Regions from separate parts of the Homo sapiens genome. Here region 1 is linked to region 2. A link is a loop called in an ENCODE intact Hi-C map of the cell type or tissue named here. Cell type or tissue: heart right ventricle. All regions are shown on one strand. Each heading gives the region's core, and the rest is flanking DNA. Links, peaks and the distances in the headings are about the cores only.

Region 1 (16,019 bases), core at 4,938-12,937, 53 kb before region 2:
CCTACCTTGAAGATGACACTTATGTGGAAAATAAGTGGCAGTTTCCTCTTTCTTCTCCCAATCTCTCATCTATGAATGAAATTAGTAAAGGATAATCCAGGAGTGGTGGTTTACGACTGTAATCCCAGCACTTCGGGAGGCCAACGCAGGAGGATCACTTGAAGTCAGAAGTTTGAGACCAGCCTGGGCAACATAGAAAGACTCCACCTCTACCAAAAAAAAAAAAAAAAAAAAAAGAAAAAAGGGAAAAAAAAGGAAATTAGTAAAGGATACTAGCATTCCTTCCTGCTGGTTGAATTCTGCCTCAGAAGGTTTCTTAGCACAGTGCTCTAGAACACCACTACCAATTAAATGGAGCTGGCACACGAGATGAAACTTACTTAACGTGTTTGCCATGAGCCACCCTCTTTTCTTTCTTTTTTCTTTTTCTTTTTTTTTTTTTTTTTTTTGAGTCGGGGGTGATGGGTAGATCTCGGCTTACTGCAACCTCCGCCTTCTGGGTTCAAGCAATTCTCGTGCTGCAGCTTCTTGAGTAGCTGGGATTACAGGCGGGCGCCATCACGCCCGGCTAATTTTTGTATTTTCAGTAGAGACGGGGTTTCATCATGTTGCCCAGGCTGATCTCGAACTCTTGACCTCAAGTGATCCGCTTGCCTCGGCCTCCCAAAGTGCTGAGATTTTTGGCTTAAGCCACTGCGCCCGGCCCTATTTTCTATGTAATTTGAAAGGCGCTGTAGAATTTGATGAGTCGGGAAGCAGAAGCAACTGTGGCTCCACAACCTTTTTCTCCTCTGCTTTTAAGGCATGTGTTCTTTTGGGGTGGATCTGATTTTGTTCTGGTGTTCTGAATCAAAGCAGAAGCACGTGCAGGGGAGGTGGGAAGGGTGTCAGTGTAATCACAAAGGGGAACGCTCCCTGGCTCCAGCTCTCAGGAGGCTCCTGAGGGCTCCCGAAGAAAACTGTGCTGCCTTCTGGATTCCAGGCAGCACAGGCTCCCTTCAGTTGAACCTGAGGCAGTTCCAGCCCGCCAAGCCATTTCCCTTGGCCACCCAGAGCTAGACGGGGAAGAGGTAAAGGAGATTTTGGCAAGAACAGGCTACTGGCCCCTGCTGCTAAAACATGCCTGCCCACAGTGCTTCAGAGAAAGGTATTACTGAGGTTCCGGGGGAACGCCCTGATTGTCTCTGGAATAGGGATCCTTCAGGGCACGGGTCTGAGCGCAGCACTGGGGTGCCACTGGAGAGCCACATGCACCCACCTCCTTCCGTCTCCCCGCATCCTCCCCATGTGTGGAAGCACCCCTCTGTACCACGGGAGCTTGTAGAGCAAAGCTAACATACGGTAATGTCAGCTCGGCCAAGAGAAATAAGGCGGCGGGGCTGGCTGCGCACCAGAGGGAGGCGGCGGCCCCTAACCGAAGGTTTCCGCACGGAGAATTACGCCGCAGAAGCAGCAACAGACCCGCGTATTCATGAGCTCGTGTCACCGGGAGGTCGCTGCCAGGCCTTAGCCCAACCACCATTTCGTTTCAGGAAATGCTGCCAGACTCCAAAATCAGCATAGCAAGGCTGTCCTGATACTTAGATGCGTAAATCAGGGCCGCCGAGGGGGTCGGCCTGCGGCCACTGGGCGCAAGCGAGGAAGACGCCGGGCCAGTGCTCAGGCTCCAGATCTGATTGGCTTAATGTGGTCTGGGACAGATCATCCTGAGCTTCTGAGGCGCAGAAGGAGAGGAAAAGCCTGCCATGGGAGCTGTGTGGTTTCTCAAAGCCAATTTGGTGCAGAGGCTCAGCGGCAGGGCTCGATGACCTGGGACCGGTGTTGCTGTGTTCCCGGGGAGTCAGGTATCAGGACACACATGTGAAGCACTCTGAGGACCCTGTCACCTGCCCTGAGGATTAGACCTGAATTATTTATAGTCCTCCTTTTGCTTTACAAGCCCTGGGGCAAGTGGTTCAGGCTGGCAGGATGAAAATTGGCGTGTGAGTTTTGGGAGGAGTATTCACTAACTTTACTTGTTTTGTGATTCTCTTGGAAGGTAAATAGGGCAAATAAATAACCCACATTTCCTCTGTTTTCCACTAATCAAGGAGGGATTTGCTTGCTTACTTATCAAGTGTGTCTGGTACTCACCTAGATAGAAATATGGACCGGAGGAAAGGTGTTTCTCTCTGTGTGTACATATTAAATAGATCTGTATGCCTTTTCTCGTATTAGAAAAAAAGAGGCCGGGTGCGGTGGCTCACGCCTGTAATCTCGGCAATTTGGGAGGCCGAGGCAGATGGATCATTTGAGGTCAGAGTTCGAGACCAGCCTGGCCAGCATGGCGAAACCCCATCTCTACTAAAAATACAAAAAAAAAAAAAGAAAGAAAAAGCGGGGCGTGGTGGTGGGCATCTGTAATCCCAGCTACTCAGGAGGCTGAGGCAGGAGAATCGCTTGAACCTGGGAGGCAGAGGTTGCAGTGAGCCGAGATTGCGCCACTGCACTCCAGCCTGTGCGACAGAGCAAGACTGCATCTCAAAAAAAGAAAAGAAAAAAAAGAAAATAAAGGCAAGCAATGGAGAGGGTGGTTGTGGTTCACAGAGGTCTGTGAGAAAATGTGACATGAGAGATTGATGTGCTAGTTCTCCTGCTGCACCACCGCTGGGTATGACACGTGCTCCCTGCACTGAGTCCCTTTATCTGATAGGACATTGCCATCATGTCACTTAGAAAAGCTCACTGAAATTCTGCTACAATTCCCTCTACTTTGAATGGAAGGAATTTGTTAGCTTAAGCGTCTTCCAGGAAAGAATATTGTATCAGGAGGTCATCGGGATGTCTCCTAAAACCCCTCAATGTCTTACTAGCCGTATAAATTGGACGGAGTTCCTAACTTTTTAGGCCCTTGGTTAGTTTATCAATGAAATGGAATCGTACACATATACGCATATGCAGACGTATATATGAATATACATACATCTATGTATACTCACATATCACACACATAGAAGCCAGTTGCAACCATTATATGAAAACATTGTCTGAATGTGTGTTCTGATTAGAAATTAAAGATTAAGACATTACACGCATTTGTGTAGTGTAAGCACACTATTAATATTTTTTGAGAATGGTGACTATAGCTGATGATTGATGATAGAAATCCAGGTCTTATGAAGTGTGCATGAAATATTAGCCTGGTGAATCCTACTTTTAAACTACGTTTAATCCTACTTTTTCCAGGGCAAAGTCATTTGCTGTCATGCTTGGAAGGAGTAGAACCAAGTGTTTATGAGCATGGACTTTGGAGTCAGGTAAACAGAAGTCCAAATCCTGTTTCTACCACTAATAGCTGTGTGACCTGGGGCAAGTCACTTAACCTATCTGAGCCTGTATTTTTTTTATTTATGAAATGGAGATAAAGATGCTTGACTCATGGCTGGTTGGGACCGCATACTGCCCACTGGGTAGTGCCATGTCAGGTTGTGATTTCTTGAAACCATCAGGATCAAACAGGCATTCTGAAGATGACGGAATAGAAGCATGCAAAGAACTCAGGTCCCTGATGACATGGTTGAACCACTGGATTAACAAACCTTGAAAAGCCACTCAATTTTCAGACTTCTCGATACAGAACATAATATGACCTCTTATTGGTTCAAGCCAGTTGAACTGGTGGTTTTTTTCTGTTACTTGTAGCTGAAAATTTCCTAACTCATAAAATAACTTTATCTTAAACAAAATTAAAAGCGTTTTACCAACCAAAGCCACAAGTGGTGTAGACCAGCAGTCCCCAACCTTTTTGGCACCAGAGAACTGTTTTGTGGAATACAATTTTTCCACAGACCCAGGACAGGGGTAGGGTTGGGGGGATGGTTTCGGGATGAAGCTGTTCCACCTCACATCATCGGGTGTTAGATTCTCATAAGAAGCGTGCACCCTAGATCCCTCGCATGCATAGGTCACAGCAGGGTTTGTGCTCCTATGAGAATCTAATGCCACCACTGATCTGACAGGAGGCGGAGCTCAGGCGGTAATGCTAGCTCACCGACTGCTCACCTCCTCCTGTGTGACCTGGCTCCTAAAAGGCCACAGACCACTACTGGCTTATGGCCTGGGGGTTGGGAAGACATTTTTGCTAAACAGAGGAAAATTAGGATGAAATCCAGGGAGGAGGCTTAGGTAACATTTAGGGTAACAAATTGAAGGGAGTCTCCAGGGATGCTCTTCCAAGGAGAGGGTTACCAAGGGAACTGTGGTCACTTTACTTCCAGGAAGGCTGTAAAATGTTTGGATCAGGAGAGGGCCATGTTTGAAGGTTTTTAAAGAGTTTTTTGCTTCTGAATTATGTATGCGTGTGGAGCATGGACTGGAGTGAGCAAAGATTCCATTATGGGGAATGTTTCTCAAAGACTGTTGTAACAGTCCAGGTGAGAAATGGTGTGCCTCTGAACTAATGTGGGAACACAGGAGAGGGAGATTTGGAGGTTTGGTGCATTAAGTGAGAATATCGTCAAATTTTTTAAATGAATACCAGGAAATTATGTATCATAGAAACCAAATAAGGGGAGAAGACAGTGTGAAGAAGAAAACAGTGATCACCACCACGAATACTAATATCTTTTTTAAAAAAATTATGATTTTTATATTTTAAGAGACAGGGTCTTGCTCTGTTACTCAGGCTGGAGTGCATGGTGCAATCATGGCTCACCGTATCCTTGAACTCCTGGGCTTAAGTGAGTCTCTTGTCTTAGCCTCCTGAGTAGCTGAGACTATAGGCATGTGCCACCATGGTTGGCTAACGTTTTAATTTTTTGTAGAGATGAGGTCTCTCTATGTTGTCCCGGCTGGCCTCAAGTGATCTTCCTGCCTTGGCCTCCCAAAGTGCTGGGATCACAGGCATGAACCACACCCAGCTCAATACTAAAATCAATAACCAAACATTGAGAGCTGGCCTTGTGCCAAGCACTGTCAGACTGTTTACACATATTATTCTATTTAATCATCATGAGAAACCCATGACATAGGAGCTCATATTATCTTCATTTCCTGATGAGGAAACCTAGATTTCCAAGACTTCATATCACAGTGCTCATAAGAGTAGATCCTGGATTCAAGGTCTTACTGCTCCTGAAGCCTGTTTATTTATCCACAGGATACTCTCCTGATATACCACGATGCAGAATGTCAAGTAGGAAAAGAAGCTGTTGCATTGGGCAATTAAGAAGTCATTGGTGAGAGAAGTTTCAGGTAAATGACTTGCTGGCGTATGGAAGTAGAAGGAGAGAGGGGAGGTGGCTAGGGAACCAGCCTTTGAAGAAACCTAGAACATGGAGATAGAGTGTTTTAGCCTAGAGGTAGACAAGGTCATAAAAGATATTTTTTTTCCATTGGGTATCATAAGAATTACTATTATATTTATTAGTCATAATTATAGTGGTTTGAGGATTACAGGTAGAAAAGTTTACCCTGGTGTCACTTAGAAATCAAAATATTTTCAATCCTCAAAACAAATTTTTCTCTTACAAGGGGACTTAAAAAGCTCATGGAAAATAGAATGAAAAGATAAATGTTAAAAATATAAACTTTATTTCTCTACATAAGCTCTTCAAGTTTCAGATACTTGTATAAGTGATGATATCAGCCATTTAGTCCATTCCTAAAGAAATGAGGGTCCTGGGAATTTAACCATGTCAATACAATCATTTTTACATTATAAACCAAGAAAAATGAGTGTTCTTTAGAGATTTTTTAAGATTGGGAAACAAAAATAAATCAGAAGGACTGAAATCAACACTGTAAGGTGGATGCCTAATGATTTCCCATAAAAACTTTCACAAAATTGCCCTTGTTTGATGAGAAGAATGAGCAGGAGCATTGTCGTGGTGCAGAAGGACTCTCTGGTGAAGCTTTCCTGGGTGTTTTTCTGCTAATGCTTTGATTAACTTTCTCAAAACCCTGTTATAATAAGCAGATGTTATTGTTCTTTGGCCCTCCAGAAAGTCAATAAACAAAATACCTTGAGCATCCCAAAAAACTGGTGCCATGACCTTTGCTTTTGACTGGTCCATGTTTGTTTTGACTGGACCATTTCCTACCTCTTGGTAGCCATTGCTTTGATTGTGCTTTGTCTTCAGGATCATACAAGTAAAGCCATATTTCATCCCCAGTTACATGTTTCTTCTCCTGAAGAAATGCTTCAGGATCTTGATGCCACTTGTTTAGAATTCCCAAAGCTCAGTGCTTTCTATTTCCTGTGCTCTTGATCTGGGCGCAATGGTTTTGGCACCCATCAGGTGGAAAGTTTGCTCCACTTCAATTTTTCCGTCAGAATTGTGTGAGCTGAACCAATTGAAATGATGTCATTGTTAGTTAGTTGATTGTTAGTTAGTTAGTTAGTTAATTGAGATGATGTTAGTTATTGTTTCTGCTCTTATTTGTTGGTTCTTTTCAATTAGGGCATGAACAAAATTAATTTATTCCTTGCAAATTGATGTAGATTGCCGCTATGGGCTTCATCTTCTACATCATCTCACCCCTTCTTAAAATAAATGAGCCATTTGTAAACTAGTGCTTTCTTTGGGGCATTGTCCCCATTAACTTTTTGTAAAGCATTAATGATTTCACCATTCTTTCACCCAAGTGTCACCACAAATTTGGTGTTTGTTCTTGTTTTACTTTAGCAGAATTCATGTTGCTGTGACAGGGATTCTTTTCCAACAGACGTCTTATCCTTCAGAATGCCTCAGACTAGATCCTGCTCAGACATGTTATAATAAGTTAGTACAAATTTATGTTGGTGCAAAAAAATTTGAAATTCATGAATTTTTTTCATAATATGCATTTCCATGAATGTTTGAAGACCTCTAGTATTTCATATCAAATTCTAAGCAGAAAGATTTAGCAATTCTAAGTCTGGTTAGACTGGGAAGTCACGTCAGCTGCTGGCCACAGTAGAACTTGGAATGACAACCTCTCTTCCATCCCGTCCAATAGATTTGGGATGAGCATCCTAATTAAATGGACAATATCTAATCAAAATTGAAAGTCTGTCACAAACTTGCCCAACGATTATTTACATATGTGAGATTGCTGTTGTACAGTGGACTTTTCTGGGGAACACTTTCAAGTTGAACCAGACTTAATGTTTATTAGAAAAGCATTCTGGCTGAGTTGCTGGCTCTGTGAGCCAATCACAAATGCCAAAATTGCTGGCTAATTGCTTCAGTGTAAATGCCAGCTCTCCTCTGGGGCTTCTGAAAGGTTAGCATTCTCTTGATACTCTCAACTCTGCTCTTGAGCCCTGGGAGGCTGCCCAGTTGGTAATGGGAAAAGGGTAGCAATGGCCACTTTTCCTCTTCCTTAGGATGGGATTAATGAGAGAGACTGGAGACTGAGCTAATACACATACTTATTTGCAGAGTCTTGATGGAATCTGAGGGTCTGATTTTCATGACTTTTTGGATTGCGTGCTTCTAGGGGGTAGGAACATCTACACTTCTTCTTACCCCTCCTTCTTCTTAATCTGGAAACACTCTACAGAGAAGTGGAGGGCAAGTAGAGGGCATGCTTCCCAATTAAACAGGAGGTTTCAACATGATGATGTAAACAACGAAATAATTATACTTCCCTGAGGCATTGTTAAACTTGTCTTTTAAGGACTTTTAGTTTCTTTCTTGATGAAACAAATTTTGTTAGCAGGCAAGCTTTTGGAGGCCAGAGACCAGGTCTTTTGGCTCTCTTATATCTATCATAATCGTGATTGCTGTTCGTGAAATATTTTCAGTTCTTTCCTTTTCTGGGCACATGGTAGGATCCCACTTCCTGATTGCTTTGTGGGTAGGTGGGTTCTTGAGATCAGTCTGGCCAATGAGTTATGATGTAAAACATGTGTCATTTCTGTGCTAGAAGATTGAGTTTCCGACTTGAGATCCTCCAGAGCTTTCCTTTCTGTTTGGCATGACAACCAGTAATATGCACGATGGTGGCTGCTTTATCAACATGAATACCTAAATATTTAGGAAGAATAGACTCCACTCCCATCCCCAACTCCTCTGGGCTCCTGCTAACTCTCAATAGACATGTAGTACAAGTGAAAAATCAACTTTGGTAGCTTTAAGCCACCAAAAATTTGGGGCTGGGCACGATGGCTCACGCCTGTAATCTCAACACTTCGGGAGGCTGAGGCAAGTGGATCACCTGAGGTCACAAGTTCGAGACCAGCCTCGCCAACATGGGGAAACCCTGTCTCTACCAAAAATACAAAAATTAGCCAGGCATGCTGGCACACACCTGTAATCTCAGCTACTCAGGAGGCTGAGGCAGGAGAATTGCTTGAACCTGGGAAGTGGAGGTTGCAGTGAGCCAAGATTGTGCCACTGCACTCCAGCCTGGGCAAAAAAGTGAGACTGTGTCTCAATAAAAAAATAAAAAAAGGAATTGTTTGTTACTACAGCATAATTCTTACTGACACAATGTAAGAGATAACCTATATTTCAAGTACAAACTTCATCTATATAATTTAGTATATGCTTTGAGCCACTATATACTATAAGCACCTTAAGGACAGAGGTGGTGTTCTATTCATTTTGTATTCCTGGCATCTAGCAGAGACACAAGATGTTTCTTTTCTTTTTTTTTTTTTTTTTTGAGATGGAGTCTCGCTCTGTCCCCCAGGCTGGAGTGCAGTGTCATGATCTGATCTCGGCTCACTGCAAGCTCCGCCTCCCGGGTTCACGCCATTCTCCTACCTCAGCCTTCCTAGTAGCTGGGACTACAGGTGCCCACCACCATGCCTGGCTAATTTTTTTGTATTTTTAGTAGAGACAGGGTTTCACCGTGTTAGCCAGGATGGTCTCGATCTCCTGACCCCTGATCCGCCCGCCTTGGCCTCCCAAAGTGCTGGGATTACAGGCGTGAGCCACCACGCCCGGCCAGGTGTTTCTTAACTAAAATTATTGTATGAATGCTTGGATACCTGAAGAGACTGGAAAATATGAAGAGAATGAGTAACTGAAATTCAATGTTTCTCCTAAATTTTAAGCTAATAGTTTCAGCTCCTTCTCTTAGCATTGCTTTCAAAAGAACAGCTTTTAAGAGTAAAATTTCACTAGATGTATTTTCTCTCTCCCTGCAGTCTGAAGTGGAATCATAGTAAATTACAGAAAAATAGTCTTTGGAGAGAGAAGGAATCTGGTTAATCCACAGGCCACACAATCATGGTTGAAAATTAGGTATGTTCAAAACAAGGGTGTTATTTCTGTTTTGTATAAGAGGAAGGCTTGCAATGTCCATTCTAGAGGTAGAGGTGTCTAGTCTTACAGCCAATGGTCTCAAATATTTGCTACTCACAACCATCTAATAACTTTATAAGTAATATAATAATTGATTTTTCCATATTTCAATCAGATTAAGATTCTCAGGATCCCTAATTTGGCTGATTAGAGGAATGAGATGATCAGTAATACCATTTCAAATGGCAATATTTCTAGCCAAAAGCTAAGAATCATTTTAGTTAACATATAGGCTGAATACACAGTTTCTATGGAACTTTCTGAAATATTGAAATAACTGGAAGGTTCTCCCATTACTATATTTGAGTAATAGCCCAGAAATTGGTCATTCCCGTACTTCATTCAGGCCCCCTACTATGCTACCTAAAAAAGCCATAGCCTCACCCTGGACATACCTTCTTCTTACTTGTGATCTGAAATTATACTATTTTTACTTGTGTACTTGGCTGTTGTCCAGTTTTTTCCACTTGAGTGTAAGTTCCATGAGGGACAGAGGGACACTTCTGTTCACTGCTTTCATTCTAGAACCTAGAACAGTGCCTGACACATACTCATTACTCAATCTGTGCTTTTTCAGTGAATGAGCGAATGATGGATCCATCTCTTGAAGCAATACTTGAATCGCAGAATTCTTATATTGATAGAAGCAGAAGGAAACCAGAAGTGCTCCAATTAAAGGCCTCCATTTTTCAGATCAGCAGACTATGAGCCATGCATAGGATCACACACAGGTGTGGTAGAGCAGGGACCATGACTCTTGGTCCTGTGTTATTTCCGTTTCTGCGTGCCAATGCCTACTCTATGGCTGCTGGAGAGGGAGGAGGTTGGGGAAGGTGGAAACACCTGGAGTGGAAAAGAGAAGTGCTGGGAACAGAGGACACTAGTGCCTTCAGCACATCCCATCTTCCCATTGCCACTCAGCTGACCTATCAGCAAAGGTGGGAGTGAAAGTTACAGGGATTCTGGGCCAGGTGCAGTGGCTCATGGCTGTAATCCCAGCACTTTGAGAGGCCGAGGCGGGCAGATCACCTGAGGTCAGGAGTTTGAGACCAGCCTGGCCAACATGGTGAAATCCCGTCTCTACTAAAAATACAAAAATTAGCCGGGCATGGTGGCACCCGCCTGTAAATCCGGCTACTTAGGAGGCTAAGGCAGGGGAATTGCTTGAATCCAGGAGGTGGAGGTTGCAGTGAGCTGAGATCATGCCACTGCACTCCTGCCTGGGCGACAGCAAGACTCCATCTCAAAAAAAAAAAAAAAATTACTGGGATTCTGGAAGGGAGAGGAATAAAAATGATGTGTGGGACATACCAAATAGAGTGGGCGGGGCATCAAGACTTCCCCCCAACTTTCCATCATAAATTTAGAGTGCCTTTTCTTTTTCTGTAGCTCTTTTAAAAATTATGAGCCACTCAGCCTCGGCCTCCGGAGGTGCCGGGATTGCAGACGGTGTCTGGTTCACTCAGTGCTCAATGGTGCCCAGGCTGGAGTGCAGTGGCGTGATCTCGGCTCGCTACAACCTCCACCTCCCAGCCGCCTGCCTTGGCCTCCCAAAGTGCCCAGAGTGCAGCCTCTGCCCGGCCGCCACCCCGTCTGGGAAGTGAGGGGCGTCTCTGCCTGGCCGCCCATCGCTAATCTCAAGTACCCAGGGACACAAACACTGTGGAAGGCCGCAGGATCCTCTGCCTAGGAAAACCAGAGACCTTTGTTCACTTGTTTATCTGCTGACCTTCCCTCCACTATTGTCCTATGACCCTGCCAAATCCCCCTCTGTGAGAAACACCCAAGAATGATCAATAAAAAAAAAAAAAAAAAAAAAAAGAAATACAAAAAATAGCTGGGTGTGGTGATGCATGCCTGTAGTCCCAGCTACTTGGGAGGCTGAGGCAGGAGAATCGCTTGAACCCGGGAGGCGGAGGTTGCAGTGAGCCGAGATCGCGCCATTGCACTCCAGCCCGGGCGACAGTGTGAGAAAAAAAGGTTAAGATGGCAACGTTAATGTTCCGTGTATTTTACCACAATTTAAAAAAAAATTTAAAGAGTGGAAAAAAAAATTATGAGCCACTGAGTATTTTAAAGGGGTTTTCTGTTATGTCATAAATATTCAGACTGGAAATGGTAATTGTTCCCTGTGATTAATTCTGCTTACTTGGGAAAGTTGTGCAAGGTTTTCACTGGAGGGTATGTCTTTTATGTTTTCATGTTACTCATGTGTATTGCAATTTGTCCTGAACTGGACTTGAGACAGTGGAGTTAGGGTTGAGGGCTTTTCTTTGTCTTTTCTTTTCTTTCTTTCTTATGGCAGTGTTTGGAAATACTTAAATTGGATGGATTGTATTACCCCTCCCTGGGCTGAGATTAAGGTAATTGATGGGGCTCAGGGCCAGAAGTTCCTCCCGGCTATTTCAGTTGTATTGGTCTGGGGTTAATGGAGAAAAACTCGGTGTTGAAGGTTACAGCGTTTCCCTTTGCTTCCATTTTAATGATACATGCCTGCCAGTGTTTTCTCTTTGAAGAGCAATTTAATAAACAATCACTGGCGTTTCATGTTGAGGGTAAGATTTGTAATGGCATTCATCTCCCCGGGAGTTCTTCCTCAGCAAGTGATTGGATCAAGGCCGTTGCGGTGAACACAGGCTAGCCCAGCCTGGGGCCTTCAAATGTACCATGGGTTCCCCCATGCAGGGCATGAAGATACGCTGGGGGTTGGGGTCGGCGACAATTTTCAGAATGATTCCGAACTCCGCTTAGATTTCTCTGATTTTAAAGACATTTCCCAAGGAAGTCAAACCTGAGCCTGCAATTACACTGAGGACCCTTGCAGGGGAGGCCAAGGGGCAGTGGGCACAGAAAGCTCTGGAATGTGATCTTCAGCCGGGATCTCTGCTTTGGGGTAAGAAGGAAGCTGAACAGCCAAAGGCTTTTATTGTTAAAGAGGAAAGTGGGGGCTCTGAGCCTTGAAGGAAGATCATCATCAAATGGTGCTTTATTCAACATCCACACTGGGAACGCATTGTTCTGGGCGCCATACAAAGCAAGCCTGGGCAAGGAGTGGGGCTTGTGCATCTATTTTTTATTAAAATCACATGTAAATTTATACAGCCACAGTAAGGGTGGGACTCAGGTTCTAGCCAAGGTGCTGTATGAGCCTGGGTGGGGCTGGGCCCGGGTATGCATGCTCAGAAGTAAGGAGCTTGACTGTTTTCTGGTTTCTCCTGTTCTGAAATTAACAATGATGGTGCTCTAGCAAAAGCACTGTGGACAGGGGAGTGCCACAGAGTGTCCCTGTGGCATGGCCCGGGGCTGAGGAGAAGGACATCTGTCATTCCTCTCCATCAGTGATGGGGCTTTGTGTGAGGCCATTGGGACCCACACCACTTGTCCCAAAGACCATTCAGTGACCACTTCTGTAAAGCCAGAGGTTGGCAGCATCTCAAATGTGGCAAGCCGGTTTATTTATTCTTTATCCTTTTGGCATGTCAAGATTGGAGAGAAAGTGGTACCCAGACATCCCTGTTTGGGACTCCTTTGAGAGCAGAGGTGTGACTTTTGACAAGGGGAGAACTGGTGGTGGCCAACTCTCAACTACTTCAAGGAAGGGGTGCTCATGGGCACACTGTGGCGGTAACTGACAGCCACTCAGTTGAGAGTGGCTATTCTTGAGGCTGTGGACTTGCATACTGTACTTTGTTTTATTTTTGAGACGGAGTCTCGCTCTGTTGCCCAAGCTTGAGTGCAGTGGTGTGATCTTGGCTCACTGCAACCTCTGCCTCCTAGGTTCATTCAATCGGTTCTCCTCCTCAGCCACCCGAGTAGCTGGGATTACAGGTGCACGCCACCATGCCCGGCTAATCTTTGTATTTTTAGTAAAGATGGGATTTTGCCATGTTGGCCAGGCTGGTCTTGAACTCCTGACCTCAAGTGATCTGCCCACCTGGGTCTCCCAAAGTGCTGGGATTACAGGCGTGAGCCACTGCACCCAGCCATACTATATATTTCTATATCCTGTTTATCTTTTATAAATCCCAACAATGAAAAAGATATTCTAAGCTGTAGCCAGTGAGATGCTTATTGGAAGTAATAATACAAAACTTATAATATGCCAAAGTGACTACAGAATAATTAGTATGGCCCCTTGGTGATGGTGGAAATGAGTTTTGACAGGTGAGTATGAAAGTAGACGTGGCCAGCATATGTTAAGGATAGAATTGGAGCTGCCAAAGATCTCCTGCAATAGCTCTTTAGAGTCAGCCTTGAGGTCATGCTTTTACTTAGGCTGCCATATAACCTAGAGGCTGGGACTTTCTCTGGCTTAGCCAGACACAATATTAGATGTAGAATAAGGAATTAGGGTCAGGGAAATCTAATTATTCTCCAACCTCTATCCACTCACCCATTTTCGCTGACAAATACACATTGAGATTGTCCTCCAAGACTCTAGTTATGTGGAAGAAGAAGAGTGATTTTCCTTCTCTATATTTCTGGGAAAGAATTAATTCTAATTCTGGTGGGTTTTTCTGTAGCAAGATTGTATGATGAGTTTATAAGCTACTCATGACAAATGGGAGACTGAGGATGGTTGAATGAAAAAGTTCTTACTAGAGTCATAAAGGGCTGATTTTTCAGGACAAACACAATGCTACCTGCCTCAGTAGAGTGCAGTGGCTGACAGAGGATTCCAGAACGATTCTCCCACCTCCCATTCCCAGCTCTGCTGTTTACTAGCTGTGTGACTTTAGGCAAAGTGCTGAACCTTTGAGTGCCTCCATTTCTGTATCTGGGAAATGGACATGATGATAAAGTTACCATAGGTTGTTGTTGAGGCAGGAGAATAGGCTCTGGAGGCAGGGAACCTAAGGCCAGCTCAAGCTGACCTCTTAGAACTAAATTGAAAGGAAAACCCCAACTTTCCAAGCTTAAGTAACAGAAGGACCAGAGGCTTCTCCCTTAGCAAACCCCCTCTTTTCTGCGCGGCAGATGGAAAATTGAAAGTACCTCTGATTGCGGGATAAGTCTTTGTTTGCATAGGAGTGCAACTTTGTAACTTCACTTTAGCCTCTGATTGGTTGCTTTCTGCAACCAGACTGCAATCAGACTGATTGCGGGATACTGCTTCATTTGCATGAGATGAACACCAAGTGGCAAACGGGAAAGCTCCAGTGGGTATTCGGAGCCCAGAAGATTCTGTAACTGGGCTCTTGAGCCCCTATGCTCCAGTTGCTCCCTCTCTGTGGAGTGTACTTTCGTCTTCAATAAATCTCTGCTTTTGTTGCTTCATTCTTTCCTTGCTTTGTGAGTTTTGTCCAATTCTTTGTTCAAAATGCCAAGAACCTGGACATCCTCCACCGGTAACATGGTGAGGGCTAAGTTACTGTAAGGGTTACGTGCGTATATTATGCAGAAAACACCGAAACAGTGCCTGGCACATAGTAAATACTTGATAAATGCTACAATTATTCCTTCTTAGTCCAGAACCTCAAATAGATACACCTATTTCCGTCTCTCTCACACCTATTGAATCTGTATTAGGTCCTAATATTTTGCCTGAGGGAGTTGCACTTGCTGGGTTTACCAATTAAAATGATCAGTTCACAGCCTTATGCCCTTCATAAGAAACAAGCAATTAAACGAATGTTGGTTGAAAAAGCCCTATGCGCCTCTTCTTCCTTCAGGACAGTGAAATCCTATCTCAGGCCAGGTTAATACAGCTAATGTGGGAGAAAATTTAGATCTCCATATTCATCTAGTGAATTTGGAAAGGCAAGAGTTATTCTGATTTATCAAACAAATTAGTGACTCTTAAATTTAGCTCTGTGTCTGAAATAGCAAAAGAACTTAATATAAATACCAGTATCTGGGCACCACTCCAGATCTGTGATGTGGTCTGGGCATCTGTATGTCTAATAAAAGTTTCTCAGGTGATTCGGAGCACAAAACTCCAAATGAGTACACAGCCCATAATACTGCTTTAGTTAAGCAGAGCTGAATAAAGTACCACTAAAGATACATTTATATTGAACAGGGTTCTTCCTGTTAGTATCTTTCATTATGAGATTAATGACTTGCTGCTATCTCTGGAAAGATATATTTGGCAAACTAAATCCTAAAGGAATCAAGTATTAAGTGATTATGGAAATCTAAGCCTCTTGGTTAGGCATTTCATACATGACTCTTTGTTGCTATCAACCTGGATTCACACGTTAATGACAGTAGAATTCACAAGTGTCCCAGAACATTACAACACACTCGATCGATATTAATCGAAAAGGAGAAGCAGAAATAATTTAAGTAAGATTGCAATTGCCACGGAGCTCTGACCTTTCAGAAACACTCGTACACGAAAGTGCCAGGACCCTCATGTTGCACGGTTCCAGGGGGCGCTGTTTGCAGAGTGTAGACTGAAGACTGCCTCCTAGGAAGGGCGACTTGCTGGCCTGCAGGACGGGGCACAGGCGCAGGGTCCCTGCCCAGCACAACCACGCCTTATCCCAGCTGGAGTCTGAAGGCCCCGCAGGGGAACTCCCCTCTCTTACTCACCTCCATCCCCTTCACCTCCGCTCCTGCAGCCTCCATGCACTTCAGTGGGAAACGGATCTGCACTACAAACTGCCCCCCTTGCAGAGTTCCAAGCTCATCTAATTACATAGTGTTTAGAACAGTGCAATAAATCAAAAGATACTTCCTTAGCCCTGGAGGTGAATAGAATAGTTTCATGTCATTAAACCCCACAACCAAGGGACCCTT
Region 2 (16,019 bases), core at 4,334-12,333:
TGCTATTTTCAAACACTCTCCTTATCTGAACACCATGTTAACACCTACGTCTCAGTTCAAGCTTATTTTAATCACAACATTTTTTCTCTTTCTTTTCTTCTTTTCTTTTTTGTCTTCCTCTTTCTGTTACTGCTTTAGGATTTATTAATTATGATAGGATTGCAAGGACATTTGGGGTTATCTTGGAATACTTCCCGACTCACAACTCTGTTGGAAGAAATACTAGAATCCTGTTTCTGCCGCATTTGTGTCTTGATCCTTGAAACTTATGCCCTCTGTTCCTCAAGGACCTAAAACAGAAACACCACTCGACCCAGCAATCCCATTACTGGGTATATACCAAAAGGAGTAGAAATTGTTCTATCATAAAGACACATGCACACATATGTTCATTGCAGCACTATTTACAACAGCAAAGACATGGAATCGACCTAAATGCCCATCAGTGGTAGACTGGATAAAGAAAATGTTGTACATATACAACATGGAATACTACGCAGCCAGGAAAAATGACAAGATTATGCCCTTTGCAGGAACATGGGTGGAGCTGGAGGCATTATCCTTAGCAAACTAACAGAGGAATAGAAAACTAAATACTGCATGTTCTCACTTACAAATGCAAGCAAAATGATGAGAACACATGGACACAAAGAGGGAAACAACACACACTGGGGTTTTTTCAGAGGGTGAAGTGTAGGAGGGAGAGGATGGGGAAAAATAATAACTAATGAGTACAAGGCTTAATACCTGGGTGATGAAATAATCTGTACGACAAACCCCCGTGACACAAGCTTACCTATATAACAGACCTGCACATGTACGCCTGAACTTAAAATAAAAGTTAAATAAAAAAATGTTTAAAAAGAAACATTTCTTTATTGTGGATTCAGTCTTCTTGTGGAGGTATATTCTTTAGCTGTCCTTCCAGCAAACATCTGAGAGAGTATATTTCCTAGGTCCTGATGTCTCTGAAAATGTTTCCATTTTGCTCTCATTCTTAAAAGATGGTCCGGGAACAGAACTCCAAGTTAATAGCTATTTTGCCTCAACTGTTTTTAAGATAGTACTTAGCTTTCTTCTGGCATTTTTTTGGTTTGGTTTTGTTTTATTGTTCATGAAAAGTCTATTAGTGATATTTCTTTTGTGGGCAATCTAATTTTTTCTCTGATCACTTACAGTATTTTCAGTTTTAAATTCTGCAAATTTTGCAGTTTAACATGGTATGTACGGAGATTTTAACTTCATTAATCCTGGTGGATATTTTCATTCTGATTTATAGCTTTCATTTTTCCTAGAAATTTCCCAAAAAATTTGAATGTTTTCTCTCCTTATTCTTTCTATACTCTCCTACTGAAAGTCTGTTCATCAAATTCTCCTGTTTTCCATGTGTTTTAACTAATTTTAAAAACAATTTTCATGTTTTTATCTCTCTATGCTATGTTCTGGGTATTTCCTCTGTTCCACATTTTAATTCACTCATTTCTACTTTAGCTGTGTTTAGTTCATGAGTTAATGCATTTGTATTCTTCCTCCATAGCGGTGGTTATTTCTTGCTTTTGAATACAATGTACAACTTTTTTTCTTCTTTGGGACAATTTAATAATTTTCTAAAATGTCTACGTATTTGGCATAGAAAGCATTTATATACAGTAGAAGCAGACAGAGAAATTTTAGTGCGTGCTGAACTCACAATCTTGATTGCTTTTTTTTTGAGATGAAATCTCATTCTGTTGCCCAGGCTGGAGTATAGTGGCGCTATCTTAGCTCACTGCAACCTCTGCCTCCCAGATGCAAGCGATTCTCCTGCCTCAGCCTCTCGAGTAGCTGGGATCACAGGTGTGTACCACCATGGCCGGCTAATTTTAGTATTTTTAGTAGAGACAGGGTTTCACCATGTTGGCCAGGCTAGTCTCAAACTCCTGAACTCAAGTGATCTGCCCGCCTGGGCCTCCCAAAGTGCTGGGATTACAGGCATGAGCCACTGTGCCCGGCCACAACCTTGATTACTTTTTGACTTAGAGTAAATGCTATCCTGTCCTGAATTATCTCACCTGTTGTTGCCGTGATAACCATATTAACCAATTTTCGTATTCTGACAAGGGAATGTTTCATAAATTGTCAATTTATTTAATTAAAAAGTCTTACAAAAGGCCAATCACGTTTAACAATTTTTTGAAAATAATACAATTACATGAACCATAATAATCCCACCAAAGTCCAGAGTGGAAAAGTCAGTAGAAATAAACATTTCTGAATCTATTTTTATGACTCAAGCACTGACAAGGCCTGAAAGGTCCTTTCTTGCTCCATAGATCTCTAGATATGGGAAGTAGAGATGAAATGAATGTGTATTAAGTGGACATATTTTATATGGTTTCTTTAAAATCTCAAAAGTAAACTGTTTCCTTCTGATTTGCTTCTTTGAAATCAAAGTAAGATCTAGCAAAACATTCCAGTCATTTAAAATTCCCCCACTGATAGTGATTGTAATGGTGGGTTTTGTTTGTATTTGAGGGCTGATCACATTTATAAACATATAAGCTGTATTATTGTGAAATTCATGGTCCTTCATTAAAATAAAGTTTACAAAACATCCTTTTATTATTATCTCAATTATTTTTTATATTGTTGCCATGGTTACAGTCAGTAACATTAATAGTTAAACAAAGGAAAAACTAGGCTTTCCTTTGTAAATGGAGAAAGGAATAGTATTTTCTTTGTTGCTTTCAATACGCAGGTTTGAAAAAATCTTGGTTATGAAGTCAGGGAATTACATTACACTTAAGAGCAAACATCATATATAAATCTTCTTATGTCTTCTTGGTTATTAATTAATGTGCTAATGATGCCAGGAAGTTTCTTAGCTGAAGCTTGTGGTTTAAAGTAGCTGTTCTTGGGGGAAGAAATTTGGCCAGATTCCCTTTATAGACCTAAAGATTTTAGTACTTACTATACAATGAAGGATTTGTCCTCATTTTTGGAAAACTAATGAAATTAGTAATTTGTGATGCATGTCTGGTATGGAAGGAAATCACAATAAGATCTACATGCACCTTTTTAAAAGACGAATTGCAAAAAATGGCAAACAAACAAGCAAGAAAAAGCACATGCAATGCGTTCAATGTTCCTGGGAGAACAAGCTCTTTCAAAATTGAAAATATATATTGTTCAGCATTGTTACAAATGAGGTACCTGTGTATTAAACTGGCTTCAAATGATGGATTGGAGTTGTAATTGATTGGCTTCTCCCACCACCAATCATATGTGTCCCAGGAGATGTCATAGGAGGGCTCATAACTCATCTCCCACCCACAGCCTCCCAGTAGTCATTACCTGGTTGCAGGTAAAACTCTCTTGATATCTCCCAACAAAAAGATGTTTGTTGGGATCAGAGGGTAGAGACCTGCTTAGACATTTGAAAACAAGGAGAAAACCCACAAACAGAGGGCTAACATCAATGTGGGTAATATCTAAATTTTGTTTACTGTATATCAATGTGGAGAATAAATGAGGAGTAGAGTAGTTCTTTTAAAAGAATGAAAATTAGGCCTATTCTAGAGACAAATAGATTCCGCTGATATTGACAATTGCCTAAATCATTAGTCACTGTGAAATCTTCAAGATTTTGCAGCTTTTTTGATATTGACTTGATACTGCCTGTTTTTATCTGGACCTCTCCAGATCGCCTGAGTTTCGACTGTGAAGATCTACTCATATACTGCTTTTCTTCTAGATTCTTGTCTGGGAATATTTAGGATCAACATCCAGGAATTCAGCATTTCCTATGGGATGTTGATATTTTCCTTTTTTCATCTTAATTGTAGACGAAAGTTGGTAAAATGAAAACCAGCTTCACATTTATGAACCTTGAGTGAAAAAGGAAAAATGCCTTGAGATGTACTTAATCTTTTGAGACGATTTAGGTGTTTTCTGTATATAACTCTAGATATCTGTGCAATTTCTTTGACCAGGGGAGCAAGAAGTTTCAGTTCCTTTAAACTCATATAAGAAAGTAGAAGTACTCCGAAAAGAAATGACTTCTAAGAGGGATACCAGAAGTCAGAGAAAGGGCTAGACATTGAAATCTGGTTTCAAATACTCTACAAGCAGAGGAAAAGTCAGGAGAGCAGCTCCTATGCACAAAGATGACAATGACAATGCTATTTGTAGTATCTGAAAATGGACTAAATTGAAAGGTGCTTAACATGAAAAGTAGACACACACAAAGTTAATATTTCTTGTAGGCAAGAGGGTTACAAAAGAACACTGGTGTCGTCTCCTGCTGCCTTGATAACATAGTGCACATCAGAAGCTCCTGCAATGAATTTTAGGGTAACTTTCATCTGAATGGAATCGCTCTCCACTTTACTATAACACCAGATTTGAACATTCTAAGTGTGCATTTTTAATATTTTCAAAAACATTGGGTTGGTGCAAACTGATGGTGGCTTTATGCTGCCATGCCATCGAATAACTAAGGATACCACATCTAGTTCCCCTTGGCTAACTCATTGCCTAGGACAGCGATAAGGAACCAAGCATGGAAGCTTTAGAGTTTTACCCCACACCTCCCATTCCAGTTGCTCTATCCACCCCTCACCCCCGCAACAGCATAATACTGCATTTATTAAATATGTGCCTGGGAAGTTTCCCCTAGAGCCACATGCACTTCTGTCCATATTTTACAGTGGTAGGTGGTAGACCTGGAGAGAGAATGTGCAAGTTACCCACCTTTATGAGGCTGTTGAAAATCACTCCCAGAATTACATCTCATTTCTAAATGTATACTTTGGGAATAAGGGCAAAGAATTAGGAAATCAATGGGATTAACTAAATTCACTGCCCTCTTATTTCTTATTTTTATAACACTTAAGGGTTTTTTTGTCTCATTAAGATCTTGGCAGAGCACTCCATTACAGAGTTCCCATGCTCCCGATAGGAGGAATATATTCTATTGCATTTTTTGGCTCATATGTTTTAAGTGTTTCTTCAACAACACGAGAGTGAGCATCAGATCACCTCTGGCTAAGGAATGAAGGAACCCACTTCAGGAGAAATTGCACTAAGACTACCTTTGTTTTAAGGGTGTAAAAATCCTTAAATCCTACTTGCACAGAATTGCGTAGACCCTGCTGAATTTTCATCAATATTGTCTTCTTTCCAACTCCTTCTACTGCATTAGCCTATAGCAACTGGACCGTACACAAATAAGTCTTAGCACTAAACTGTAGAGCTCCTTCTCAGACAACATCCATGACAGGAGAAAGGGGCATGAAGAGATGAAGCACAAAGTATACATTGAAAAAGTTGTGGGTCATGTTTTTCAACACATTTTCTTGCTTGGTTCCATTCAGTGAGCTTTGATTTCCTTTAGTTCTGGGTAGAGGATTTACGCTTATTTTTTTCTGACTAGGTGAACTATCTTTAAATACAGTGAAAAAATTCAGAAACTCTGTTATATCAAAGACTTCTGGAAATATGGGGAAGAAGGTAAGGAAGAAATTGGGCATGGTAGTGCACACCTGTAGTCCCACCTACTTGGAAGGCTGAGATGAGAGGATCATGGGAACCCAGGAGTTCAAGACCAGGCTGGGCAACTTAACAAGACCCCATTTCACAAAGAAGAAGAAGAAGGAGGAGGAGGAGGAAAGAAAAGAGTGACCCACAACCCAAAGCCTTGCCATTTCCCATAAAAAAAGCCACAATCTGTCCCTTGGAGCACATGAAGGGCAAATCTCCAGTCTAAGAAGAGGCTCCCTTCTTCCCCGAGTGCAGGAGGGGAAGCCACCTGGGATCTTCCAGCATGAGCTCATGTACCTGCTGCTGTCTTTCACGACACTTGAAAGCAATTGCATTGTTTTCTACGACCGCTGTAACACACCACCACACACCTGGTGGCTTAGAACAACCCAAGTTTATTCTCTTGTAGCTTAGGAGGTCAGAAGTCCAAAATCTGTCCTTGTTGGCCAAAATCAAAGTTGGCAAGGCTGCTGGAATTCCTTGGCATGTGAACGCATTACTCCAATCTCTGTCTCCATGGTCGCACCTCCTTGTCCTCTTCTGTCGGAAATCTCCCTCTGCCTCCTTCTTAGAACACTTTTTTTTTGGGGGGGGGGGGAGGAGTTTTGCTCTTGTTGCCCATGCTGGAGTGCAATGATGGGATCCTGGCTCACTGCAACCTCTGCCTCCCGGGTTCAAGCGATTCTCCTGATTCAGCCTCTGAAGTAGCTGGGACTATAGGCATGCACTACCAAGCCTGGCTAATTTTGTATTTTTAGTAGAGATGGGGTTTCCCCATGTTGGTCAGGCTGGTCTCGAACTCCTGACCTCAGGTGATCTGCCTGCCTCGGCCTTCCAAAGTGCTGGGATTACAGGCGTGAGCCACTGCACCCAGCCCTTAGAACACTTTTTATTGCATGTAGGGCCCACCCAGATAATCTGGAATAATCTCTCCGTTTTATGATGTCGACTTTATCACATCTACAGACTTTGCCTTTTAAGATGCATTCACAGATTCCAGGGATTAGCACGTGGCCCTCTTGGGAAGCCAGGATTTGGCCTCCGTAACACCTGTTGTTTCTCTGGTACTCAGATTCCAGGGAAGTGGATGTGTTCATGGTTTCTCTGCAGAGGAGCTCATTCCAAAGAATGATGGACACAGGTTAGTAGTTGTCCAGGCCAGAATGGAGGGATTACAGTATGTGATGATCTGTACTGGGATTTCCGAGACTAAGATTTGGTCTGGAGAGGGTGTGTTAATTATACTTAAAGTCTTCTTTCAGTCTCCTGCATATGAAGCAATACTCTGTGTACTTGGAAGGATTTAGAATTATGAAATGTTTCTTTTGTCTGGAACTAGTCTGCCTGTGATGCTAAGTAAGACAGATGGATGCGAAAGGAGATGCAACATAGCATGGGGAAGGCCAGGAGAGGTGAACGAGAAGTGAAGAAAAACAGATGATAACAGCAAGAGATGGGATTTGGGCTGGGCTCAGAAGGATGGGTGTCTTTTAGGAAACCATCCATGCCCATCTCTCCCATATTATTTAGTATCTACCTTTGCTTATGTCGTCATAAGGCTTCTCTCGTTGTTTCTAGTAGTCTGTTTACCTGGCTAGGGTGAGGACAATGGCTTATCATGTTTTAGTCCGAGATTCCCAGCATGTAGCATGGCGCCTGGCATGCAGTAGAAGCTCAATAAATATGGGCTGAGTTGAATGAATTAGTGGAGAGGAGAGAGAAGGAAATTTTGGGCAGAGAGCTAGCTCAAGAAAATGCTTGGAGGCAGGGCAATTTTTCTCATGTCAGTATAGTATGAGTCACCATGAGGAAAGTGGGGCAGTGAACCGGACTGGGCTCGGGGGATGGGTGAGCAGAGAGGAAGTGAGGAAATGGCTGCTCTGTTCTCACCACTGCTGGCCATGTTCCCGTGGCTGTTCTTGGCAGGTGTGAGGAGGTGGCGGGCCGTGCCTGGCAGAACACACCCATTGATGCAGGAGGTGGTACAGAAGAGGGGATAAGAGCAAGAGCCTTGCAGCTTGAGTCCTAGCGCTGCCACCTGTGTGAGCTTGGGCAGACTGCTCACACCCTCTAAGTCATGGTTTTCTTTTCTTTTCTTTTTTTTCTTTTCTTTTCTTTGAGATGGAGTTTCTCTCTTGCCACCCAGGCTGGAGTGCAATGGCGCCATCTCGGCTCACCGCAACCTCTGCCTCCCGGGTTCAAGCAATTCTCCTGCCTCAGCCTTCTGAGTAGCTGGGATTACAGGCATGCGCCACCACGCCCTGCTAATTTTGTATTTTTAGTAGAGACAGAGTTTCACCGTGTTGGTCAGGCTGGTCTGAAACTCTCAACCTCAGGTGATCCACCTGCCTTGGCCTCCTAAAGTGCTGGGATTACAGGCGTGAGCCACTGCGCCCGGCCTAAGTCATAGTTTTCTTATTTGCAAAATGAAGATCCATCTCACAGTTCTGAACTACGGATAAAGAAGACAAACTGTGCAAAGAGTTTTGTGCAGTGCCTGGGATGTAGGTAACACTAATATTATTGTGACTATAGATCACATCCATTAGGCTCCTCACTGGAGGGAATCCTGGCTACGCTGTGTGACTGGATGTGCCTTGGTCAGCAGTATTGACTGGTGCTGACATCTGAGCCTCTTCTTCCTTGCACAGTGAGCAACTAGCCAGCTTGTGTGACTCCATTAGGTCCCAGAGCAACTTTGAAGAGAAACCTGGTGATTCTGGAGGACAACGCCCATGTTTCTCAGGCACTCTCTGCAAATGTGAGCACCGATAGGGCCTTTACTAAGGATGAAGTTGTGGCTCTGGATCTGTAGTCTACCTCCAGCTTGCAAAGCTCTTGCCTTGCAGCCTTGAAAAACCAAGCGAAAGTGCATGGAGAGCTTTGAGGCATCCTAGCTCTGCAGGAAAACAGGGGTCAGATGAGGCAAGCTGTGTGGTGCTAGATCTGATTGTAGAGCCAGGCTGTGTCACTGGACCTACTTCTCAAAGAGATTAGACAGGATCAGAGCCAATGGGACCTTTTCCAGTGTTAATTGGACTTAGTTATAAATAACACGGAAGCCTCTTGTCATTGCTCCTCTGGGTGTCTGGCTTACATGCCAAAACACAGAACTTGAATAAAAATGTTCGAGACATGCTAGCAGGTTTCAAGGTCTTCACCCTCGTGACAGGGGTTGCGTAGCAGGTTTCCTTCTCATCAAGAGGCTTAAAAGTGAGAAGGAGCAGTGCATTTCAAGTTATTTGATAAATTGAGTAAAACCCATTTGCCAGTTGGAATTTTTTTTTAATAGAGGAGGTCCTCACTACAGTTCTAATTAAAAATCAATGTGATATATAATTAAATTCTAGTGATCATATATGCACCAGCCCGTCTCTTTAGCTTTTAGCTGAAGGCAGGGGAGGCATGCTGTTATTGATCAGTGCAGGAGCCCTTTGAGGTTGTCAATAGATGTCTCGTCTGAGAGCCACGTGGCTGCTCAAAACCCACAGCAGCGCTCAGAGCTGAAGGACACTCGACTGACTCCAGCAAAGGGGGCTGATGCTCCCTGACCATTTAAGTGCTCTGCCAGGTAGGCCAGGACCCCGTTCACCATCTCCACCTGCCATCCAGTCCTCCAAGAAGTGAGCTCTGGGGAGGAGGCTTTGGAAAGGGAGAGGAAGCCAATCAATGTTTTCCAGCTTCAAATTATCATTTTAGCTTCCTTTTCCCCATTAGACCATGGGTAAGTCCCCTCTAATTATTTTCCATCATGTGTGTCAAGTACCAAGTCAAGTCCGCTGAGTCAGAATGACTAAAGATCACATTGATTCAAGACTTATCCGAAGGCCACTGACGTGTCTAGGTGGTTCCATCCAGTCTGAGGAACAGTCCTACCCCTATTACATGAAGAACTATCATTGGGATTTTCCAGTTTCTTAGAAAGATGTTCATGTTTCTTTGTATGAATTCTTGGCAACCTCCCGAGCAATTTATCATAAAAGCTCATGTGCGTAAAGTGCAAAATCCTTCTCAAAAGACTTCCACAATTTTTATTTTTGTCCTCTCGTGTGATCCTCATCACAATACAATGATCTGAGGCATGAAAGTGGTTTTTTTTTTTTTTTTTTTTAAGACATGGTCTTGCTCTGTTGCCCAGGCTGGTTTCAAACTCCTGAGCTCAAGTGATCCTCCCGCATCAGCCTCCCAAAGTGCTGGGACTATAGGTACACAACACCATGCCCTGCTGGAAGTGGCATTTTTATTCCCACTTTACGTAGGAGCATTTCCTCACCCAAAGCAGAGACTGTTAAAGGGTTGATCCAGGTTTCTCCGGCCTGGGAGACTTTTGGAGTAGAACTTGGGTCTTCCAACTTCCTGTCCCATGCCTGACACCTGACACCATGCTGCCTGCTCAGGGACCATTGCTGACCCATCTTTCACTGCCAGGCCCTCCTCCTCCTCAGAAGACTTTATCTCTCCCTCCTTTAAAGCTGAATTTAGTGACAATATATTTTATTTTTGACTCCCACTGTTTCTTTAGTTTTTTGGTTTTTGTTTTTTAAATTTCAGACAGAGTCTTGCTCTGTCGCTCAGACTGGAGTGCAGTGGCATGATCTCGGCTCACCACAACCTCCGCCTCCCGGGTTCAAGCAATTCTCATGCCTCAGTCTCCCAAGTAGCTGGGACTACAGGCACCTGCCCCCACACCTGGCTAATTTTTTATATTTTTAGTAAGAGATGGGGTTTCCCCATGTTGCCCAGGCTGGTCTCAAACTCCTGATCTCAGGTGATCTGCCTGCCTCGGCCTCCCAAAGTGCTGGGATTACAGGCGTGAGCCACCATGCCCGGCCATAGATTTTTATTATTCAAATACCAATACGTCGTTGTTGTAACGGATTTAAATTATGTATGAGAATATAGAGCCCAGTGTGAAAGGGCCCATTCCTGGCTTGGAGCTTATACATCCTGGCTGCTGTCCTGGGCCACCAGGGAATGTCTGCTTTCCCTCCCTTCCAGTATGTCTTTCCTCCTCCTCTTCCTTTTTTCCTCGTCATCCTCTTCCCTTTCCTCCTTCTCCTCCTTTCTCCTTCCTTCTCCTCTTCCCCTTCTTCTTCCTACTTCTCCTTTTCCCCTTCACTTTCTTTCCCCTCACATCTCTCTTTCTTCTCCCATATGTATTTAAATAAAATAAGGATGTTGTTTTACACAAATAAAAAAATAGTTTTAGAAACATGCCTTGGTGGAAAGCAAGAATTTTTTCAAAACCTTTCTTATATAAAGGAAAACGACACAAAGCCTCCTGTAGTGTAGAGCTGGAGCTAATTTTAGGAAGAAGGAGGATTTGACACACATGAAGGAAAAGAGAAGCTCGTTCGCCACGAGACGTGGGGAGCCAAGACAGGGAGTGAGACAAAATAAAACCCCGTGAGTCACCTTTGAGCTCTCTCCTCCTCCCCATCCCAAATGCAGGCTACCAGCAAATCCTCCCTGCTCTATCTTCATAACATATCCAAAATCTGGCCGGGCACGGTGGCTCATGCCTGTAATCCCAGTGATTTGGGAGGCCGAGGTGGGCGGATCACTTGAGGTCAGGAGTTTGAGACCAGCCTGGCCAACATAACAAAATCCCATTTCTACTAAAAATACAAAAATTAGCCGGGCGTGGTGGTGGGCAGCTGTAACGCCAGCTACTCTGGAGGCTGAGGCACGAGAATTGCTTGAACCCGGGAGGCGGAGGTTGCAGTGAGCTGAGATTGCACCACTGCACTCCAGCCTGGGCAACAGAGCAAGACTCTGTCTCAAAAAACAAAACACACACACACACACACACACACACACACACACACACACATATCCCAAATCCTTCCTTTTTTCATCACCTCCCAACTCACATCCTGGTGCATGCCATGAGCATCTCTTTCCTGGATTTTTGCAGCTGCCCCACTGGTGTGCCAGAGCCAGCTTGTTAAATCACCTGAGCCGAATATGAAGTTTCCAGGAATTCTGCAAGTTAGTTGTTAAATGCAACCATTACTAAAAATTAAACAATATAAACTTATTATTAAATTATATTAAAAACCAAGGTAATAAATATTTAGAAGTCAACGCTTCCTGATTTTACTCCATTTTACGGAGGCCGTTGATCTGTATTGTATTCACATGGTAGGAATACTGTACGATGCCAGGCTGCTGCACATCTCTCCCCAACTCTGCTTTTATTCTTTTTATTGATCTATTTATTTATTTGGAGATAAGGTCTTGCTCTGTCTCCAGGCTGTTAGAGTGCAGTGGTACAATCATGGCTCACTACAGCCTCAAACTCCCGGGTTCAAGTGATCCTCCCGCCTCAGCCTTTCAGGTAGCTAGCACCACAGGTGCATGCCACCATGCCTGATTACTTTTTATTTTGTATTTTGTAGAAATGGGATCTCACTATGTTGCCCAGGCTGGTCTTGAACTCCCGGGCTCAAGCAGTCCTCCCACCTCGGCGTCCCAAAGCACTGGGATTACCAGTGTGAGCCACCATGGCCTGCCTGTTTTCAGCTTTATTGGTGGAAATCAGCTATGGTGGAAGTATGAACACCACAGAAATCACCAAACACTACAAATCAGTAGTGGTCAACACTTTATAAATGCTCACTGGCCGTTTCACTCTGAATGAACAAAAGTCCCCATCTTCTGAAGAACTCACCAGGCCTGAAGCCTCCCCGCAATTCCCAACATACACCTTCTTCCCTAGTCTGGTAAGTTTATCCTACTGAAATACTACACCTGGAAGCCCAGCTAAAGTCTCACCTCTCTAGTGGAACTTTCCTTCTATTTTATTTATCTGGTCTTCCTGTTTTCCAATTCTTTTTATTTCATATACACAGTCTCACACTAACCTGTTCCTCAATGTCTCTGACTTTACTGTAAGTTCATAGACAGAGTCCATACACATTAGGTGCTCAATAAAGGCATATCAGGGGCTGGGCACGGTGGCTCATGCCTGTAATCCCAGCACTTTGGAGGGCTGACATGGGTGGATCACTTGAGCTCAGGAGTTCGTGACCAGCCTGGGCAACATGGTGAAGCCCTGTCTACAAAAATTAGCTGGGCATGGTGGTGCATGCCCGCAGCCCCAGCTACTTGAGAGGCTGAAGTAGGAGGATCGCTTGAGCCTGGGTGGTTGAAGCTGCAGTGTGCAGTGAGCATGTCACGGCACTCCAGACTGGGCAACCGAGCAAGACTCTGTCTCCAAAAAGCAACAACAAAAACAAAAGACAAATCACTGATGCAGGACTAGAGACCTGGCCCAAGATAATGTTACTAAGAGTAGTGAAAACAGATTTAAATATCATTATCATCTGATGGACCTAACCTTTCTGTCATTTGTTTCACTCATTTGCATAACCATCTGTGAGGTAAGCAATATTATCTGAACTTTACAGATGACAAAGTTAAGAAACTTGCCAGGTCAGACGGCTAGTAGGAGGCAGAGCTGGAACTTGAATCTGTGCTCTTTCTAAGAGGAGGAATTACTGGAGGAAAATGACCGAGGTTTCCATGGTAAATTGAATTGTGTTGGGAACTATACATGGTATTGGAGACTGCTCTGGTGGCACCATGAATGCCCTGACTTGGATACTCTTGTTTTCCAGGTAAAGAGACTGTATGTGGTGTTTTGACATTTTTCCAGAATCCCAATGTGCACAAGAGGCTTTCTGGGTGTGAGACATTTGTAACTAGGGGAATTAGTGCTATCCTGTTGGGCTGGCCTCTTGGAAGTGATTTGCCTTGGTTTTTCTCAGTGAGGGGACTGAAGTTGGGGAAAATGACAACAAGGAATTGTAGCCCTTCTTGCTGTGGTTGGCTGTGACAACACATGACACACATCATCCCCTCCACAACCAGAACAGGGATTCATGGGGACCCCAGAAGGCTTGACTGATGGACTAAAATGTGGGCTTTGATGGCCTCCTTCTTTTGGCCCTGCTTTTGTTTTTTATTGTTGTTGTTGTTGTTTGTTTGATTGTTTGTTTTTTCTGAGATAGGGTCTCACTGTTTTTGCAGGCTGGAGTGCAGTGGCATGATCACGGCTCACTGCAGCCTTGATCTCCCCAGGTTCAGGTGATCCTCCCACCTTAGCCTCTCAAGTAACTGGGACTACAGGCACGTGCCACAATGCCCAGCTAGTTTTTGTATTTTTTATAGAGAAAGGGTTGTGTTGCCCAGGCTGGTCTTGAACTTCTGGACTGAAGCCACCCTCCCACCTTGGCTTCCCAAAATGCTGGGACTACAGGTGTGAGCCACCACTCCTGGACTTGGGCCTGCTTTTGAATGATGCCAAGGCCGTCACGGTGGTCTCAAAGTCAAGCAATACAGTCAACCCAGAACCATGTTGGGCTCATCTGATCTTAGAGTCAGCCTCTCTCTGATACATTTAGATCATGTATTAGAACGGCAGCAAAAGGCACATGATTGTAGAGAGGGATGAGCTTTAACCAAGGTTAAAGAGCTTTGGCTCTTACTGGTGATGGTCCTGAAGTCAGTTATTTTGCCTCTCTTTGCCTCGGAGTTTCTTCATTTGCACAATAGGGGTAATGTTAGGATTAAAGGAGATAAAGTATGGGTCTAGTACATGGTCAATGATCATCAAGACGAAGGTTTTCTTGCAGAAATACAGGTCGGGCCCCTCAGCAGGGATTTGGCTGGTCCCACCTGATGTCATTCTTCCCACTAGTTTCAAACTGGGCTGCTCGCCTGTGGCCAGGGAGTGTATTCCAAAGCATTCCTGTTCGCCAGCTCAGGCCTCAGGGCTGCTGTGAAGCTGCAATTCCTTTCATGGAGCTCATGTGTGTGACAGGGTGTGCCCAGCTCTTAAAGTGCTTTGAAGAAAATGCCTTTGTGCTAAAAGCTCTATAAATATAAGGCGCAGACCTGGGCGTGGTGTTTCCAGAATACTCCCAATTTGATGTTAGCTGTCATCAAAGGCTCAGGTCATAGAAAAGTTGGAAATGGGGGTGGTTTGCCAATTCAGTGATTCCCCAAAGCAGAGATGATTGTTTTTTCTTTTTTTTTCCAACTTCCATTGCTTGATGGTACAAGGCCCATGTTGCCTTTCTTGTGTCCAGAACTACACAAACCTGATTTCAAGTATCCTTTTGAAGAATTACCAATTGCATACTCTCTCTCTACCCCTTTCTTCCCCACCCCACCCACCAACCATCCAGAGCCATCCAACAGCTCCTCCTGGTGGCCATTGCGGAGAGAGATTCTCTGATCACACACCTTTACCTTCAGTATGAATGTGCTTCATTCATTTATTCAACCACTTTTTATTGGTTAACTACTATGCACAAGGCATCTTGCTAGATGCTGGAGATACCAATAGAACAAATAGGGTTCCTGCCTTCATGGGGTCACAATTCTGTGAGGAAACAGACAAACAAGTGATTATAATTACACAATGACTGTGTCATAACAAAAGTATGTACAAGAGCATGGGGGAGGAGCAGGAAAGGAACCTAAGGCATGTTGATATTGAAGCTAAGAAGGCCACAACTTCAGGGCCTTCTCATTTGCATGGTCCCCTTCTGAGGCCATATCACATGTGCATATAACACACACACACACACACACACACACACACACACACACACACACATATTTTTTTCAGACAGGGTCTTGGTCTGTCACCCAGGCTGGAGTGCGGTAGCGATCACAGCTCACTGCAGCCTCAAACTCCTGGGGTCAAGCGATCCTCTCGTTTCAGCCTCCGGAGTAGCTGGGATAACAGGTACACACCACCACACCTGGCTAATTTTTGTATTTTTTGTACAGACTGGGTTTTGCTATGTTGCCAAGACTGGTCTCAAACTCCTGGCCTCAAGTGATCCTTCCTCCTCAGCCTCCCAAATTGCTGGAATTATAGGTCTTAGCCACCATCCCTGGCCTATGGTCATAGATTTTTATAAAATTTACAGGAGTAACCCATTTTGAAGGAATCAGTTAAGATTACACTTGTCTTCTGCACTAACACTTACTGTCATATTTCTCCTGTTATTGGGGGACATGGAAGCAGGAAAAGTTGTCTTTGGAACTGGCTTAGGGAGGGTTGAGTTGGGGATAGAATTCATTTGGGTTTAGTGAGGTTTTTTGTTGTTGTTGTTGTTGTTTGTTTTTTTTTTTTCTTTTTTTGAGATGGAGTTTTGCTCTTGTTGCCCAGGCTGGAGTGCAATGGCGCGATCTCAGCTCTCTGCAACCTGCCCCTCCCGAGTTCAAGTGATTCTCCTGCCTCAGCCTCCCGAGTAGCTAGGATTACAGGCATGCGCCACCACACCCGGCGAATTTTGTATTTTTAGTAGAGACGGGGTTTCTCCATGTTGGTCAGGCTGGTCTCGAACTCTTGACCTCAGATGATCGGCCCACCTCAGCCTCTCAAAGTGCTGGGAATACAGGCATGAGCCACCATGCCCGGCCCCTGGGTTTAGTGAGATATTTTTATGGGTTCATAGTTAAGCTATTGTCAGGCTTCC

Evidence for each region. Peaks named below come from ENCODE experiments on the same cell type or tissue, not always from the same donor. Only the 100,000 strongest peaks of a DNase experiment are listed, where the experiment ranks them.
Region 1: a loop joins it to region 2, with 5 times the contacts of the local background. A loop is called at or near these places in 10 of 110 quality-filtered maps.

What each region holds. Positions count from the first base shown.
Region 1 is chr10:28,923,784-28,939,802 of GRCh38, forward strand. No RefSeq gene overlaps it. Among named protein-coding and RNA genes, the nearest start is that of C10orf126, 85 kb to the left of the region's middle. RefSeq lists an enhancer at 1,431-2,129. In heart right ventricle, for the core only: no CTCF peak of the experiment used is centred there; no DNase peak of the experiment used is centred there.
Region 2 is chr10:28,977,200-28,993,218 of GRCh38, forward strand. No RefSeq gene overlaps it. Among named protein-coding and RNA genes, the nearest start is that of C10orf126, 140 kb to the left of the region's middle. RefSeq lists enhancers at 7,943-9,142, 13,657-14,856 and a silencer at 14,601-14,895. In heart right ventricle, for the core only: no CTCF peak of the experiment used is centred there; a DNase peak (open chromatin) is centred at 7,422.